Regions from separate parts of the Mus musculus genome. Here region 2 is linked to region 1. The links are chromatin loops, found by intact Hi-C in ENCODE. Cell type or tissue: left cerebral cortex. All regions are shown on one strand. Each heading gives the region's core, and the rest is flanking DNA. Links, peaks and the distances in the headings are about the cores only. Region 1 has its middle 13 kb from the start of Gm39741. Region 2 holds the start of Lpgat1 (lysophosphatidylglycerol acyltransferase 1).

Evidence for each region. A loop is a pair of places that touch in the nucleus more often than their neighbours do. Peaks named below come from ENCODE experiments on the same cell type or tissue, not always from the same donor. Only the 100,000 strongest peaks of a DNase experiment are listed, where the experiment ranks them.
Region 2: a loop joins it to region 1, with 2.1 times the contacts of the local background. A loop is called at or near these places in 3 of 42 quality-filtered maps.

Annotation. Positions count from the first base shown.
Region 1 is chr1:191,658,196-191,666,033 of GRCm38, reverse strand. No RefSeq gene overlaps it. Among named protein-coding and RNA genes, the nearest start is that of Gm39741, 13 kb to the right of the region's middle. In left cerebral cortex, for the core only: no CTCF peak of the experiment used is centred there; a DNase peak (open chromatin) is centred at 3,654; H3K27ac peaks cover 196 bases.
Region 2 is chr1:191,714,101-191,721,938 of GRCm38, reverse strand. It overlaps Lpgat1 (lysophosphatidylglycerol acyltransferase 1), which reads right to left and starts at 3,915. Exons shown (of 8, transcript NM_172266.3): 1 at 3,734-3,915; 2 at 2,321-2,585. The coding sequence starts at 2,558. In left cerebral cortex, for the core only: CTCF peaks have their summits at 1,408 and 3,958; DNase peaks (open chromatin) are centred at 2,522, 3,063, 3,703 and 4,004; H3K4me3 peaks cover 2,971 bases; H3K27ac peaks cover 3,305 bases.

The DNA of each region.
Region 1 (7,838 bases), core at 1,128-6,127:
AAAGGTGGGACTTGGTGATTGAGTGAAGGTTCTCAGGAGAGATGAAAGAGAGAGACATGGAGAGTGGAGGAGGCCAGCTTGAGAGGAGACTGACTATGAGCACTTGGCTAGGAAAACCAGCAAGAAACAAGGGCTGGAGAAATGGCTCAGAGGTTAAAAGTACTGACTGCTCTTCCAGAGGTCCTGAGTTTAATTCCCAGCAACCATATGGTGGCTCACAACCATCTGTCATGAGATCCAATGCCCTTGAAGACAGTGGCAGTGTATTCACATAACATAAATAAATAAGTAAATTTTGAAAAAAAAGAAAGAAAGAAACAAGAGACATATGTCTGGGAAATAAGTTAGAATCCCTCCAAACCTGCCCAATCTAGTCTTACGGCTTGTGAATAAAATGCCTGGATTGTGCGTCTTTTCTACAGGTTAAGTAGAGTTTATCATTCCTTCCACAGCAATGTATTGTTAGGTTTGGTGGCAAAAGCCTTCACCCACTAAATCATCTTGCCAGCCATTGTTGCTATTTTTGGCATCAGGTGACCCTGGCATATATTCCAAACACTGTAGGATAAACACAGTCATCAACCCAGTATTTCATGCTACATACTGTCCCAGGAAAGCTGAAGAACATTCCAATTGGCCACAGTCCACCTTTGTCCAGCTTAGCATGTAAGTCTCTTCTTTCTTTGAGATGTGAGGATCCCGCTATTTGTACTTCTATGCATAAGTCTTTGCTGAATGCAATCTCTGCAGCTTGTCCGCCTTTCTTTAGAGTCCTGGCACCTTCCCTTCCCCTTGTCTTACTATACACCATAAACCAAGCTTTCTCAAAACAATCCGATCTCTTTCATCTTCATTACGGCTTCATTTTTTTTTTTTTTTTTTTTTTTTTTTTTTTTTGGTTTTTTTGAGACAGGGTTTCTCTGTGTAGCCCTGGCTGTCCTGGAGCTCACTTTGTAGACCAGGCTGGCCTCGAACTCAGAAATCTGCCTGCCTCTGCCTCCCGAGTGCTGGGATTAAAGGCGTGCGCCGCCACGCCCGGCCATGCTTCATTTCTGAAGCTTGTTGTTTCTCTTAGACCGTTTGAGACTTAAAATAATCCTGTGACAAGGTGGGGGTGGGGGTGGGGGTGGGGGGAACTGAGTCTCTGTGCCTGCTGCTCCGTTTTCCGACTGTCCAGGGAGAGTGTGCTGTACCACAAACTGGGTAGCATAAGAGTAGAGTTACATTTTCTCATGGGTTTGAAGGCCAGAACTCAGGGATCAGAATGCAGACAGAATCCTTCTGAGGATGTAGGAGCTCAAGAAAGTACCCAAGAGCTGAAGATGTCTGCAACCCTATAGGTGGAACAACAATATGAACTAACCAGTAACCCCAGAGCTCGTGTCTCTAGCTGCATATGTAGCAGAAGATAGCATAGTCAGCCATCAGTGGAAAGAGAGGCCCATTGGTCGTGCAAACTTTATCTGCCTCAGTACAGGGGAACGCCAGGGCCAAGAAGTGGGAGTGAGTGGGTAGGGGAGCAGGGTGGGGGGAGGGTATAGGGGACTTTTGTGATAGCATTTGAACTGTAAATGAAGAAAATATCTAATAATAATAAAAAAGAATCCTTCTGAGGGCTGTGAGGTAAACAGTGCGCTCCATGCCGCCCTCCTTGGCTGTTAGGTGGCCGTTCTCTCACTGCGTTCTCACGGGCTCAGTCTTCCCTCTGTGTGTGGTTGGTCCTTAATCTCCCCACTTTATAGAAGATACCTTTCATTTATGTTGGGGCTTGCTTGTGTGACTTCATTTTCAATTTCATTCTAATATTGTGCAACTGTTTGCCTTGTTGGTCATGTTCCAAATGAAGTCCTATTTTTTTTTAAAGATTTAGTTATTATATGTAAATACACTGTAGCTGTCTTCAGACACCCCAGAAAAGGGTGTCAGATCTTATTATGGATGGTTGTGAGCCACCATGTGTGGTTGCTGGGATTTGAACTCAGGACCTTCGCAAGAGCAGTCAGTGCTCTTAACCACTGAGCCATCTCTCCAGTCCATGAAATCCTATTCTAAGGTAGTCAGAATTCCCAATGTAAATCTGGAGAGATATAGCACAAAGAAGCCCATACGACACCTCCATAAGGCAACTCCATAAGGCACCTTGAACTTTAGATCTTGCAGCTTGTGTTGGCTGGCTCATCGAGGCGAGACAGGTAGATGACCTCCCCCACACACCGTGGCTTCCAGTACACAACCCACTCACTATTTGAGAATCTATCTAGAAACAAAGGAAACTCACTAGGAAAGATAAATATTTTGATATTATAGAACAGACTCCAAAAGTCCTCTTTGGATTAGATCAGGATCTGAACTCTGGCTAACCCCGCAAAGATCTATGGCTTGTTCGGAGGCTGAACAGAAGCTAAGAGAACTATATAGCAGAAACTAAGAAAAGCAAAATCAACAGGAGAGAAAGAAAATACATTAGGAGGGATACAAACCCAAGGAGATAGGAGGAGAGGGTTAGAGGAAGAAGGAAAAGAGGTCGAGGAGTTGTGAATTACCTCAGGTCACCTCAGAAATTGCAGCTGCTCTCTGGAGACTTGGTAATGCATGCAAATGTGTTTCTCGAGTTGAAGTGTTATACCATGGGAAAGTGTTGTTTTCTAAGGTAGAAATATCCAGGCACGGTGCCCTTTGGAGGCCAGCATCGCAGGTTTTCTGCCAGGCTACTCCCTAACTTTTTTTTGGTGTTGTTAATTTTTAAGCCACAACTAAAATAGCTCAAATCTTTTGTGAATTGCCGATCTCAGTCTCCATTGCTCTGGGATGCTTGATTTTTTTCAAAAATCAGCAAGTATGAAAACCTTCCGAGACACATTAACCTTTGCAGTCAACTTGTCAGGCTGGAATGTTTACTTAGTGCTGAGGTCCTGGGATAACTCCCAGAGGGGACGGCAGGTGACAGCCATGGCTGCCTCTCAGGCGTAGAATCTCGTCTTACTTTCCTGAGAATGAGTTAGCTACATTCCAGCACCTTCTACCTCAGGCCTGTTTGACTTAGAAACTGAGTCAGGAAAAAGCAAGTCTTTCCTACAATCTTTGAACTAAACTATTTGCAAGCTATATGCCCTGTATGCCAGTCTGCACTGTGACAAAAGACCCAAGAGCAAACCAGCTTAATGGAGGAAAGATTTGTTTTGGCTCACAATTTCACAAGTTACAGTCTATGGTTGTGTAGCTCCATTGGCTCTGGGTCTGTGGTAAGTGTACAGGACAGGGTGCTCCCCCCCCAGGCCCCCACACTTCAGTAAACTAGGTCCTGCCTCATAAGAGCCCACCACACTATGAACCCACCACTAGATTAACCCATGAATGACATCAGAGCTCCCACAGTCCAGTCCCCTCCTAAAGCCCCACCACTTAAACAGTAAACACGTGAGCACAGACTATAATATCTTCACCTTTATGTACCTCTAAAACCTAGTTAATGACAACTTGCTAGGTGAAGTTCATAAGCAAGGCTAAGGTGGAACCAAATTTTGAGAATTCTGGTTTGAGTATTCCACCAGGAAGGTTGACAGCGGCCCAACAGCAGTGCCACTGGGCCCCGAGTCATCTGGGTGGGCGTTTCCCTAGCAGCGTGTCATAAGTGAGTCAGTTTCCAGCTGCTGCCGCTCTTGCTTCCAGATATGATTCACTGCTAATTTAGCTCTGCTGTTGCAAGGTAGCTGAGCTCTGTGACGAGGGATGTGTGTTCAGCTGCTTCGTTACTGACACGAAACTTTCTTGTTTTGATTTATTCACTGTTTTGGGTTTTGCAGACAGAGTTTCTCTGTGTAGCCCTGGCTGACCTGGAGCTAGCTCTTTAGACCAGGCTGGTCAGCCTGCTCTGCTTTCGAGTGCTGGGATTAAAGGTGTGAGCCATCACACCCAGCTTTGCAACTTTCTTGACATTGTACCTATAGACAAGAATGCATTGCAGCAGGATCATGGTCAGTATGCCTTGATGGCTAAGGCACACATACACCTAATCTTTCCAAATACCCTTTGTACAGTTCCCTCCGTAGTGACCTTCAGTAATTTGTCCACTTGTGCATGAGAAAGGGAAGGGTGGGCCCACTCTGCTACTTTGCCCAATTTGAAAGCAGTGTTAAGAGTAAGGAAAAGAAAAGATTGAAAACCAAGCTTAAACAACAGACTGTGTCATGCTCCTTGCAAATGGCTTGCCAGTGACATGTGCAAATTAATTTCTCTCAGCAGATGTTTGGGTAATAAAAATACATATTTAGTTTTTTTTTTTCCAGCTCCTGCTCAGCTGTGGGTTCACTGCGGCTGTAGCAGGAAGCATTAGGATCTAATGAGCAGAGATTGAGAATTAAGGCCAGTTATTCTTATAATTATTCTTGGGAGAAAAGGCGAAGGGACTCTAGCCAGCCTGGGCTTTGCAAGCATAGCTCTGGAAGGCCTTGCCCTTCTCCCCGATTCCCTCTGCCTTGCTAAAAACTGTTAGATTACATTCCTAAAGCCAACCACCAAGGTCTAGTCCTTTATTTGGCTACTTCCCCCTCCTGAGACTGACTACCAAGGTCCAGCTATCAAAAAGTATTGAAGTCCAGCAATCAAATGTCCCATTTGTTCACCTAATTATCATACCCAATCAAGATATGCCGCCGCCTCCTAACCCAGCCTCTTCCTATAAATTACGCCTGCAAGGTCATTTGCTGCGGTTTTTCTGCCAGAGTGGCTGACACAACGGCCACTTTCTCTTCTTCCCCACTTTAAATAAAGGATCTCTCAGAAAACAGGTGTTTGGGTGTGGTTTGTGCCTAGTCAGGGTCTGAAAAGAACCCCCTGCTATGTGTGTGGGAGGGTCTTGCTCAAGAGGTTCCAGGGCAACTGCAAATATGACCAGACCAAGTCAGGCTCTGTAGGAGGGGCTACAGGATACAACTATTGTGGTGAAAGTTGTGAAAGTTGCTTGTTAGGCAATGGCCAGTGTTCCTAACAGCCTGGAGTACCTTTGGGGGACTTTAATACTTTGAGGTTTCCTTTGGCATCCAAGGAAAAAGGAATCCCACAAATTGGGCTGGGATGACTAAGGTACAATTAGGTATAAAATTATTCTCCCTGGAGGAGCCTGACGAATTTACGTGTGTCTGTGACAGCATTGTGTCACCTTTATACCACAAAGTTCCCGCTTTCCTTACAAGCTGTGCTTATGTGAGCAGGGTCTGCGTTACCCATCTTTGGAGAGACAGATTGGAAGACAGACTTGCTGCAGAACTTGAGGTTCAGATGAGTCTGCTATAAACCCTTGCTCCTCTGTGCTGCCTGTAGTCTGCGCCTCAGCTGCCTCACAGGATTGCCAGGAGGACAGTAACAACTTAAACACACTTTCTCATACACTCCACACACAAACTGGCTCACAGCCGTATTTCTAGCCATATGTAAACATTATGAAAATCCAGACGATAAGTAAAGGTACAGACAGAAGGGTGGATGGGTGGATGGATGGGTGGATGGATGGACACTCTTCTATACAAGGGTGGCAATACTTGCAAATAGCTTAACTTCTATTTAGCCATCTCTAGTGGAAAGGTTTTTCTCTTTCCCTGCATCCATATATACAAGGCAAGGAGAAGGATCTGATTGGCTGTTTCTGGGTTGCATGCCCACCACTGTGAGGTGAGAAGGGTTCCATGATTGGCTGTTGCACTGAAGTAATTTAGATGGGGAAAGGAAATCCCCTCAAAGGAAAGGCTGTCTAAATGCTGTCACAAACATAGATATGTGAGTGTGGAGGTAAGCTTGGCACGCAGAACACTGCTGTCTTTCAGTGGGTGAGATGTCAGTGCAAGGCTGTATGCTTGGGACCCAAGTCAACAGCAGACTGACTGTTCCTCCCTCCTTTCGACAGCTCCCAGTCCCACTGTTGTCAGTGGCTTCCACCTCCTCCCTTGAGTGTCTGTCCCAGGCACACTCAGAGTCACTTAATGAGACTGTTGGGAAACTCCAACCCAAGCGGGGATGTAAGGACCCCACTTGGTAACTCCCTTAGGGAAAGGAGAGATCACACTTTTTGGTTCTGAAATGGACTCACAAGGAAGTCAGAGAGCTACAGTAGAGGAGACAGAAAGGGAACCCGGAGAAGTCATCATTAGACCCTCCCTACTAGTGCTGGAAGAGTTCCACCCAGAGGGCATCCCTCGGAGCACAGGCTGGCTCTCCCTTCCTTCCCTACTAATGCTGGCAGGGTTTCATCCAAAAGGTGTCCTGCGGAGCACTGGCTGGCTCTCTTTCCTCCTCTCCCCGCAACCACCACTCTCTTCTGCTGTTTTCACAGTATCCAGTCTCTGCAGGCAACTTTCCTTCCCAAGCCAGATGTTCCATCCCTGGAGGCTGGAGTCCAGAGAGGCGGGGCTTGAGCAGGAGCAGAATCATTTAGCCCAGGTGTGGCTAGAGTCACATGTTGGGAGCAGAGCAGCAAGGTCCTTGCACCCACAGATCTCCAGAGAAACCAGGAATGATAAACACACAATTACCTGAAATACTTACTAATAGCAGCCACCTAATGACACTGTTCCCATTCTAGCCTCTCTGGCACATCTTTCCAATGGAAAAGATGAAAAACTTGTTCTTCCATCCAGAAAGCTGGGAATTGGAGTAATAGCTTGGTGATCTGTGTTATCTGTTGGGCCAGGCCATAGCATGGTCCTACAACCAGGACCAGAGATGGCTTAGTATAAATACCCTTATAGCCAGAGACTCCCCTAAACTCTCACAGTCAGGACTAGAGGTGGATAGTAGCCCAAATGACTATGTTATCTGTATGATGGAGACCAGGCCAGATCCTTAGGCCCTTAAGCTAGTACAGTTAGCTTATCTCTAGAACTCATCTTCTTGGAAGAGATGACACTAACCTGATTTGAGTTTCAATGTAATTACATGTCTTTGTGCACCTGGGATTGTATTACACCAGGAAACTTTTTTTTTTAAAACTACACTGGGCTTAAATATATTGGAAATAAACCACCTGATATTATACTCCTTAAAGTCTAATCCAGGTTGATGAAGTCAGTCTCACCAGATTTTCATTCCTACGTCTTGGCAAGGTTAGCATCCTGTGCTGATTTGTATCTGCTCTGCCCAGGGAGTGGTACTATTAGAAATACCCTGGACCCGTTGGAGTAGGTGTGTCATGATAGTTGTGGGCCTTAAGACCCTCATCCCAGCTGCCTGAAAGCCAGTATTCTGCTAGCAGCCTTTAGATAAAGATGCAGAATTCTCAGCTCCTCCTGCATCATGCCTGCCTGGATGCTGCCATGTTCTCACCTTGATGATAATGGACTGAACCTCTGAGCCTGTAAGTCAGCCCCAATTAAATGGTGTCCTTATTATAAGAGTTGCCTTAGTCATAGTGTCTGTTCACAGCAGTAAAACCCTAAGACACTTCCCTATATAATAAGACCTGCAGGGATCACCTTCAGCCAGGTTGGAGGCCTCGCAGATTTCAAGGCAGTGATCTGATCCATAGAGGTTTTCTTTGCACCAGTGACACAGAGAATGGTTTGTAACAGAGTATACTCTTCCACACACCCCTCAGCATGTTGCATGTTGCCCTGGAATGACTCTGCAGTGGGAACCGTAATACTCCATGATAAAGGGAGAAGGTAAGACCTGGGCAAGGATTTGTACTGAGTGTACTGAGTCTGTTTGTTTGCTTGCTTCCCTTTCTTTTAAACGCATAGTCCATCTAGTAAGACAGAAGAGGAAGAGAAGGCTGGACCCTCATCTGGCTGGTGCCAGAGGGCAGGCATAAGAGAAAGTCAACCATGGGCAAGCAGCCCCTTGTATGT
Region 2 (7,838 bases), core at 1,396-6,395, 56 kb before region 1:
ATGGGCTTATGGGGCAAGAACCATATGTGTGTGAAGGACTGATTCATTTCTATGCTTGCCTCTTTACAGATTTTCAATAAATCTTCCTGTACACTAACAAGGAGCCCTGTTGGTTGGTTTTTAGAGCCAGAAATTTGTGGATGTTAGGCAAGTGTTTTAACACCAAGCTACTGAGCGGACCTGACAATTCCTTTGACAATGTTCAATTTTTCATCTGTGAAAGAAAAACAACGTGCCTACTGTCCTCTTGGTTGGAAGAGAAGGAACGGGATACATAATGCAAAGAAAGGAGCTCACTAACGCCTATGCAGGTGTCATCTCTAAACCCTGCTCAGGCTTCCATCAGACCGAATTCCTACTTTGTTTGACTTCTTAACAGTTCTGTTATGATCAGGCTGTGACCAGACTCTCCAAAAGCAAGTGTTCTGCTCACTAGAAACTAAAATCTGATGAAAAACTGATCAAATTGTCAGCATGCAGCAGCCTAAAGAAGAGCAAATGTTTGGAAGAGACTAAAGCACAGAGGTCACACCATGACCACTGAAAGATAGGTAGTTAGTAAGGAAGAAGACACCTCAGGAAGCTTTTGTTAAAAAACACACAGGAGGTGAGCCGTTTTCCCAGCACTTGAGAAGCAGCCCAGTTTAATGCCAGTGTGGGTGACATGTTTGGGGATGGTCAAGGACATAGAAACAAAATCTTGTCTCAAGAAGAGCAAAACAAGTAACACCCACCACCACCAAAAAAAAGAAAACTAAGAAAAGGACAACTACAGGGAGTCCTAGCCACAGGTGACAGCCTTCAGGCAGCAGCGCTCATCTCTCATCATCTCAAGGTCAACACTCACTCCATCAGGCTGGTCCGCATAAGTATGTACCACACATAGATACAGATGTTTCAGTTATTTCATTGCTTTTAAGTAGAAAAAATACAAGCTGCTTTTGAAAGCCTAAAAGCTCATTTTAAACAAGCAAACATAAGTATACTGAGCTACCAGCTATTACATAGAATACTTGGGAAAGCCAATGACATCAAGCAAGCAAGGCAATTAAGATGAGATTCAGCACGACGGGCAGGAATGTCATTTTCTCTCTATCATTAGTATTGCTACCAGGCACTGAAAAGGACAAGGAGCTTGCTTACCCATAGTATCCACAAAGATATCGGCATCTCAACAGCTCATTGCCAAGAAGCAATGCAGGTACCAGGCCAGGGCCTTACAGAGTACCAGACAGTAACGAGGGAAGGAAAAACCCTTCATCTGGGGCCACAGACACATTCTCTCACACAGCAGGAGGCTGCCAGGCCCTGTGCTGTCAATCCCTTTCTGGTGTATGGATAAAATCTGCAGATGCAGGCAGTGCAGGCAAGAGGGAGACAGATGCTAAAAATGGAGAAGCATTTTTGCTGTCTGATCCTTAAACACTACCCTCCACTCTCGCTAGCTGTGAACTGCAGCATAGCTGCTGAGGAATCTGCCCACCAGTTTTGTTTCCATAATAAAAGTTTCCACATCTCACAAGTGCTAGAAGCCTCACCCTTTCTGCATTATTCTAATCCTAAAGAAGAAATGATCAATGAAAGAAAATAAAGGATACTGCATTTAGGCAGAAATGGAAGTTCTCAAAATATGTGAAGTTTACGTATAGAAAACGCATGCCTCGTCTCATGTCGTGCTATTAAAGTCCACTTCAGCACAGCATTACCCCTTCTCCCCAAAACGAAGTTTAAAAGCAAAGAGAGAAATCCACTTAAAGACACTCAGGGAAATTAGCATATTTTAAAAATTTTAATAATAGATTTATGAGATAAAATATAAATTCTAGAAAACAAAAGAAACATAATAGACATGGGGAACACTTAGCTTAAAACATTACACAGTGCAGTATTACATTACATGAGAAAAACTTATTAAACTATCTGAGCAGAAATATATATGTCTCTGTGGCTCTTCTTATGTCCAATGCGTATGGGCTAAGTATCTTACTTACATCTTCACTACGGAAGCCCTCAAGTCCTATGTAGTGCATTCCTATTCCTCTGTGATAGCTTTTTAAGGACCAACTTTAATGAGTCAATGTCAACTGAATAAAAAATACACTACTTAAGGCATCTATCAATAATATTTAATTATAAAACTATACTTCTGAAAACATTAGGCTTCCTGGCTGAGGTTTTGATGAGAAATCCAACAAGACTATTTGTTCCTAATAGCCAAGGCATTCTCAACTCAAAGCACAACATAGATTCAATCATGGCTCCTGACTTATGCATAGCATTGCAAATTGGTTCCTGGGCATTAAAGTGCTCTCCCTCTTACCTGTGTATCCAGCATACCAGCCCCAGGAAGCCACCATTCCTAAAAGCCATTTGTACATGAGTCCTTCGATATACCAGAAGCGCTTACTGTCCAGCACTCGGAGTGGCTGCAGTATAATTACATAGCAGATGTAGGATGGAATAGCGACCAGGTTGTTGGCGACCATGAAGGCAAATCTCATCAGGGCTTTCGCTACAATCCAGCCCAGCCACGGAGCTTCTTCCACGGTCACGGCCATTCTTACATTGGCGTCGGTCCTGTCTTTCTGGGGATGAAAGGAAAAAATCATTTCAAAAGGAAAAATGGGTGCAGTCGGCGGCAGCAGCACAGAAATCTCCAGCACAAAAATACAAGAAAACGCGAGGGTCTACGCTCTCCAGATGCAGCGCTCGCTCGCTCGCTCGCTCGCCCGCCTGGCGATCTCGAGGGCAAATTCCAGAGGGGGACAGTGAGGAGGGAGGAGCCGCACAAGGTCAAGAGAGCCGTTCTGCGGGGCACGGGCCACGGCGGAACACAGTTAACCAACGCTAGACCGTCCCGCTAGCCGGTGGCGGCCCCGCACTGCGACCCTCGGTCTCCGCACGCTGCCCCGGACCTGGACCCGGACCAGGACCCGCCGGCCGGAGGTCCCGCCACGCCGGTCCTGAAACGCCCGGCCATGCCTTTACCGGGGCTCCCCCAAGGGCTCGTCCGCAAGAGCGGGGTGCTTGCTTTTCCTCGCCACTGAAGGGGAAAGGAAAGGAGAGGGGCCCAGGAAGGAGGAGGAGGAGAAGGAGGAAGATGAGAGGAAGCCGGCGGGGAGGGGGAGGGGAGCGGGACCAGAAGGTGAAGCCGAGGGGCGAGGGATGCGGAGCCCGTGGAGCCCGCGACGCCCGGCTGAGGAGGCTCGGGCAGCGGTTTCCTCAGGTGAGGAGCCGGACGGCCTCCGGGTCGCCGCGGCGGGCTCTCCTCCGCCGGGTCCCCTCAGCGGGCTCTCCACAGAGGGCTCCCCTCGGCCAGGTATCCTCCTCGGCGGGCTCACCTCAGTGGGCGCGAGCGGCGAGCGGCGACAGGGCCGAGGGCCGGCGGCGGCGGCGGCGGCGGGAGTCCCTGGCCCGGGGGTCGCGGTCATGGACGCGGCTGCGGCGGCCCAGGCGGCCCGAGGCGCGGCGCGAGCGGGCGCGCGGGCGCCCTAGTCCCCTCGCGGCTGCCTGCGGACAGAGGCGCGGTGGGGACTCAGAGGCCGGACCTGTCACCGGGGCGGGTCCCGGGGAGGCGGGCGATGCCCCGCGCCCCCGCCTCCGCCTCCTCCCCGGGCCTACCGCGCCCTCGGCCCTCGGGCCGCCGCCGCCTCCTCCACAGGCCACGCGACCAACGGCACCCTTCCCCGCCCCCAGCGCCTCCCGGGCCCGGCCCGCCGCGCCCCAGGTTTACCTTGGGCAGGCCGGGACCCAGCCCGGGCTGCGGGAGCCGGAAGAATGCATGGCCGGCGGAAGGAGGCGGCGGCGGCGGCAGCGGCGGCGCGGCCCTCCCGGCTCCAGGTCCCGGGCGGCGTGGAGACTCGCTCGCTCCCCAGGGCCCGGTGGCTGCGTGCGCCCCGGCCGGCGGGGCGGGTTGGCGGGAGGAAGCGGCGGCGCCCCTGAGCGCCCTCTAACGAAGGCGCGGCGCGGCCCGCCCCACGGACCCCCTAGTGCGCGGTCGAGGGCGCCCCGGGCCGCCCGGCCTAGGCCCCGGACGTCGCCGAGCTCCGAGTCGGGCGGGGCAGAACGCTGCTCGGAAAGGTCTAGGAAGAAGGCCAGCTCTGCCAGCGCGCGCGGACCTTTCGGGCCCTCCTGGACCCCTTTCAGCCAAAAGGGCCGCTGCGCTGCATTGTTGCGGCTCCTTTGGCCGCCCCAGGCTGGCACGCTTTCTCCTTTTCATTCCTAAAGAAACTCGCTTGGGCTCAGAGCTTTTCTTCTGAACCTCCCCAAGGCATTACGGTCTAGTGTTTTAAATCAATTGTTTTAAGTGCCAGAGTTCTTGTTTCTGGAAAGCACCTGAAACCTGAATGACAACATTTTCAATCCCGCTACACACACACACACACACACACACACACACACACACACACACACACACGGTGGGGGCAGATCAGTGAGAATCCAGTGGTCTGCACAGAAATAGAACTGAATTAATGAAGAAAAAACAATTAGCCACATGCTTGATACTGAATACAATGGCCTTAAGAACTCCTAGCCAGCCCTGATCACTACTAGGACATTAGCTGAATTTGGGTTCAAAGGCTGAACACCATAAGGAATACAGACAGCATACCTAAGACAAAACCAAACCACCAAAACCAAGGGTCCTTTCAGACCCAGTATCTCTTGTTGGGTGTGGTAGCTGATGCTCCTAATCTCAGCACTTGAGAAGCTGAGGCAGGAGGATTGATGTGAGCTTCAGGCTAGCTTAGGATAAAGAATGAGTTAGAGATCCTGTCTATGAATAGGTAAAGCTTTGTGACTAGAGCAGCAGTTTGTTTTCTCCTTCTTTTAAAACCAGGCCTTACTTTCTATGTAGTCCAGGCTGATCTGTAATTTATAACATAGCTCAGGCTGGCCTTCAACATGTAGAAAACATCCTGCCTCATTCTCCCCAAAGTTGGGGTCATAGGTTTGAGCCACAATGCCCAGCTAGGATGGCAGTTTTCACGTGTCTCTAGGGAACTGCCATATTTGAAGGAGTATCACTTATTGTGAAAATGTCAAAGCCCAGTGTGGTGGTTCTCATAGATAATCCCAGCACCAGAGAGGCTAAGGCAGGAGTGCCAGGAGTCCTGGGCCAGCCTAGGCTACTAGACCTTGTCAAAAAAAAAAAAAAAAAATCAAACCAAAAAAATGTTCATGCTTTGATAAAACTGTCCCTCTCTTTCCTCCAACTTTGATCCAGGAATGACAGGCAAGTTGCCTTTTGCCATGTGAAAATATTTTTTTAATTCCTATTCTACACAGAACCTGTATGATATTGATATAGATATATAAATAATTTCCATGTATGTTAGCCTTTATAGCTATTATTATCCTTTACCTGTTCACAAACATATTTTACTGTACAGGGCATGCTAGGGATGTAGCTCATGTGTATTTTCAAGGCCCATCCCAACCTGTGACAAAGCACACCTAAAAAGAATTAAAGGCAATTGGCCTTGTCAAGGAACTGTCCATAGAGGCTCAACTGATGAGTAGCAAAAGAAAAGTCAGATACACCCATTCATTGGCCATTCTTCCTTTCATTTTAGGCACCAAGAACTTCAAATAAACCTAAGGAGAGAAGTGTAATAAGATGACCATTCAAGTTGTGTCATTATATTCTTAAGGAAGATAGTCAAAAGACATATTTCCAGAATCAAACATCAATTTCTTCAAGGATTCCACCTGTTCTCATCTCACTCAGCTTCTCCACATGCTGTGGTACCCACTGACACTGATAACAAGCATCGAGACTTATATCTGCTTACTAGATGGTAGAACATCTGCCTGAACACTAGATACACTAACTTAAGAGAATTAGCACTTGCTAGCCAAGCAGTGGAGCTCAAGATTTCGGTTTCAAAAGCATCATTTGTGACATTTTACCACAGTAAGAACCCAGATACATAAAAGAATAGTATAACAGGAGATCTTGGGGGCCTGCATTTTTTTCAGAGTATTAAAGGAATGCTAGGCATGGTGGAGCACACCTTTGATCTTAGTACTCCGAGGCAGAGACAGGTGGCTCTGAGTGAGTCTGAGGCAAATTTGGACTATGTAGTGAGCTTCAAGGCAGCTGAGGCTATGTAGAGAGAGACCCTGTCTCAGAAATCTAACCAGTCAACCAAAGAAACAAAAATTGTTAATAGGAGATTCTGAGGTTGATAGTTTATAGACTTTAAGTAACCTGAATCTTGGAGGTACAACCTTTTAATTGCAAGTTATTATTGGATCACATCTGTTCTGTCTGCATTAGTCCACAACAAAATGCTAGTCACTAGTTTTCATCAAGTTCCGGAAGCTAAAGCCAAAGATCAAGGTGTGGACAGGTTTGGTTTCTCTGGCCTGTCTCCTTGGTTTGCCCTGTACTCACATGGCATCTCTCTATAAGCGTTTGTCTCTAGATCTGTCCAAATCCCTTCTGGTGTTTCACTGAGAGACAGGTCTTCATAGGAAACCAGCAGGCCAGCCCTCACCTCATTATTTGGCTCAGACAGTACTCTACAGAAGTGTCTTCCTTCCAAATGCTGAGATTAGAGGCATGTGCCACCACACCCAGTCAAACCTCTTAAAAGATAACCAGTCTGATTGGATTGAGGCCCACACTAATGGCTGCGTTTCAAAATAGTTGTCTCTTTTAAGGCCCCAGGTCTATTTGCATTCTGAGGAAGCAGAAACTGAGTTCCAGTGTATGAATTTTTGGGGTGCTGTTCAGCCATAGCATTCTCTTCTCTACACTGCAGCAGACATTGTCATTTTAGTTGCTCTTCAGGCAAAGTACCAAGAAGCCCAGTTCCCTAGATCATCTCATTATCTTAACTAGCTTCTACCCGGGAGGATTTGTTTGGTGGCTGTTGTTTGGTGGGGGAGAACCTGGGGCTGAATGCCTGCTAAATAGGCTCTAGCTGTACCCTAGCCTACCCTTACAGGAAGCTGCCTGTGCAGCTTTTCTTGAAGTTCAGCAAATTGTGCAGCACACCATGCTACAGGTACAAATATGCCAACGGCATATGGAAGGGGTTTTTCTTAGCTTTCTGACCACAGAATTATGTTCAGTTTAAGATAATTAAACCTCTATAAATCATGAAAAATGGTGTTTGGTCTAACTTGTTCAGGAAACCGTTTCAGATGGTGTTTACAGCCATTTCTTATATTTCTTTTTTTTTTCCTTTTTTCTTCCTTTTTCTCATTTCTTATATTTCAACATTCATTTTAGTTTATCATGTTGCATTCATTTTTTTCTCCTTGCATATAATAACTTTTTTGCCTTGCCACTTTTTAACACTAACTTGCTGAGGTTTTCCTATGGTTTATTTGCATTCTACCACATGCAAATAGAGATATAAATTCCTTGAATGATCCTAACAGGAAGATCAGAATGGCTGTAGAAAAGTCAGTGACAACTGGCTTCCAGTTTCCTGTTCCACCACCTTAGAGCTATTTTTAACAAAACACGAACCTTAATTCCAGAGTTGCAGAGCTTTTGTGTACAACCCTAATAGGGAACAAAAAGGAAACAGATCCTACCTTACGGCAACAGGTCTGTCTCAAAACCTTAAATTTGAACCACAAAACATGGTGGGAAAATACAGCAACTTCCATTTCTTAGAGTCTCCACACATTTGAAAACAATCTAACCTAACTCCTCAGAAGAATAGATTCCACCCACATGATCCACATACGCACAGCGAATTAGGTTATAACTAGAGGGGGGTCCCTTGGGTAGAAGATTTCCCCCAGGGCCCACTCTTTTTCCTAGTGGCAATTATAAAAACATTTTACCTGCCTGTGCTGGTTTCTACAATGAGGCT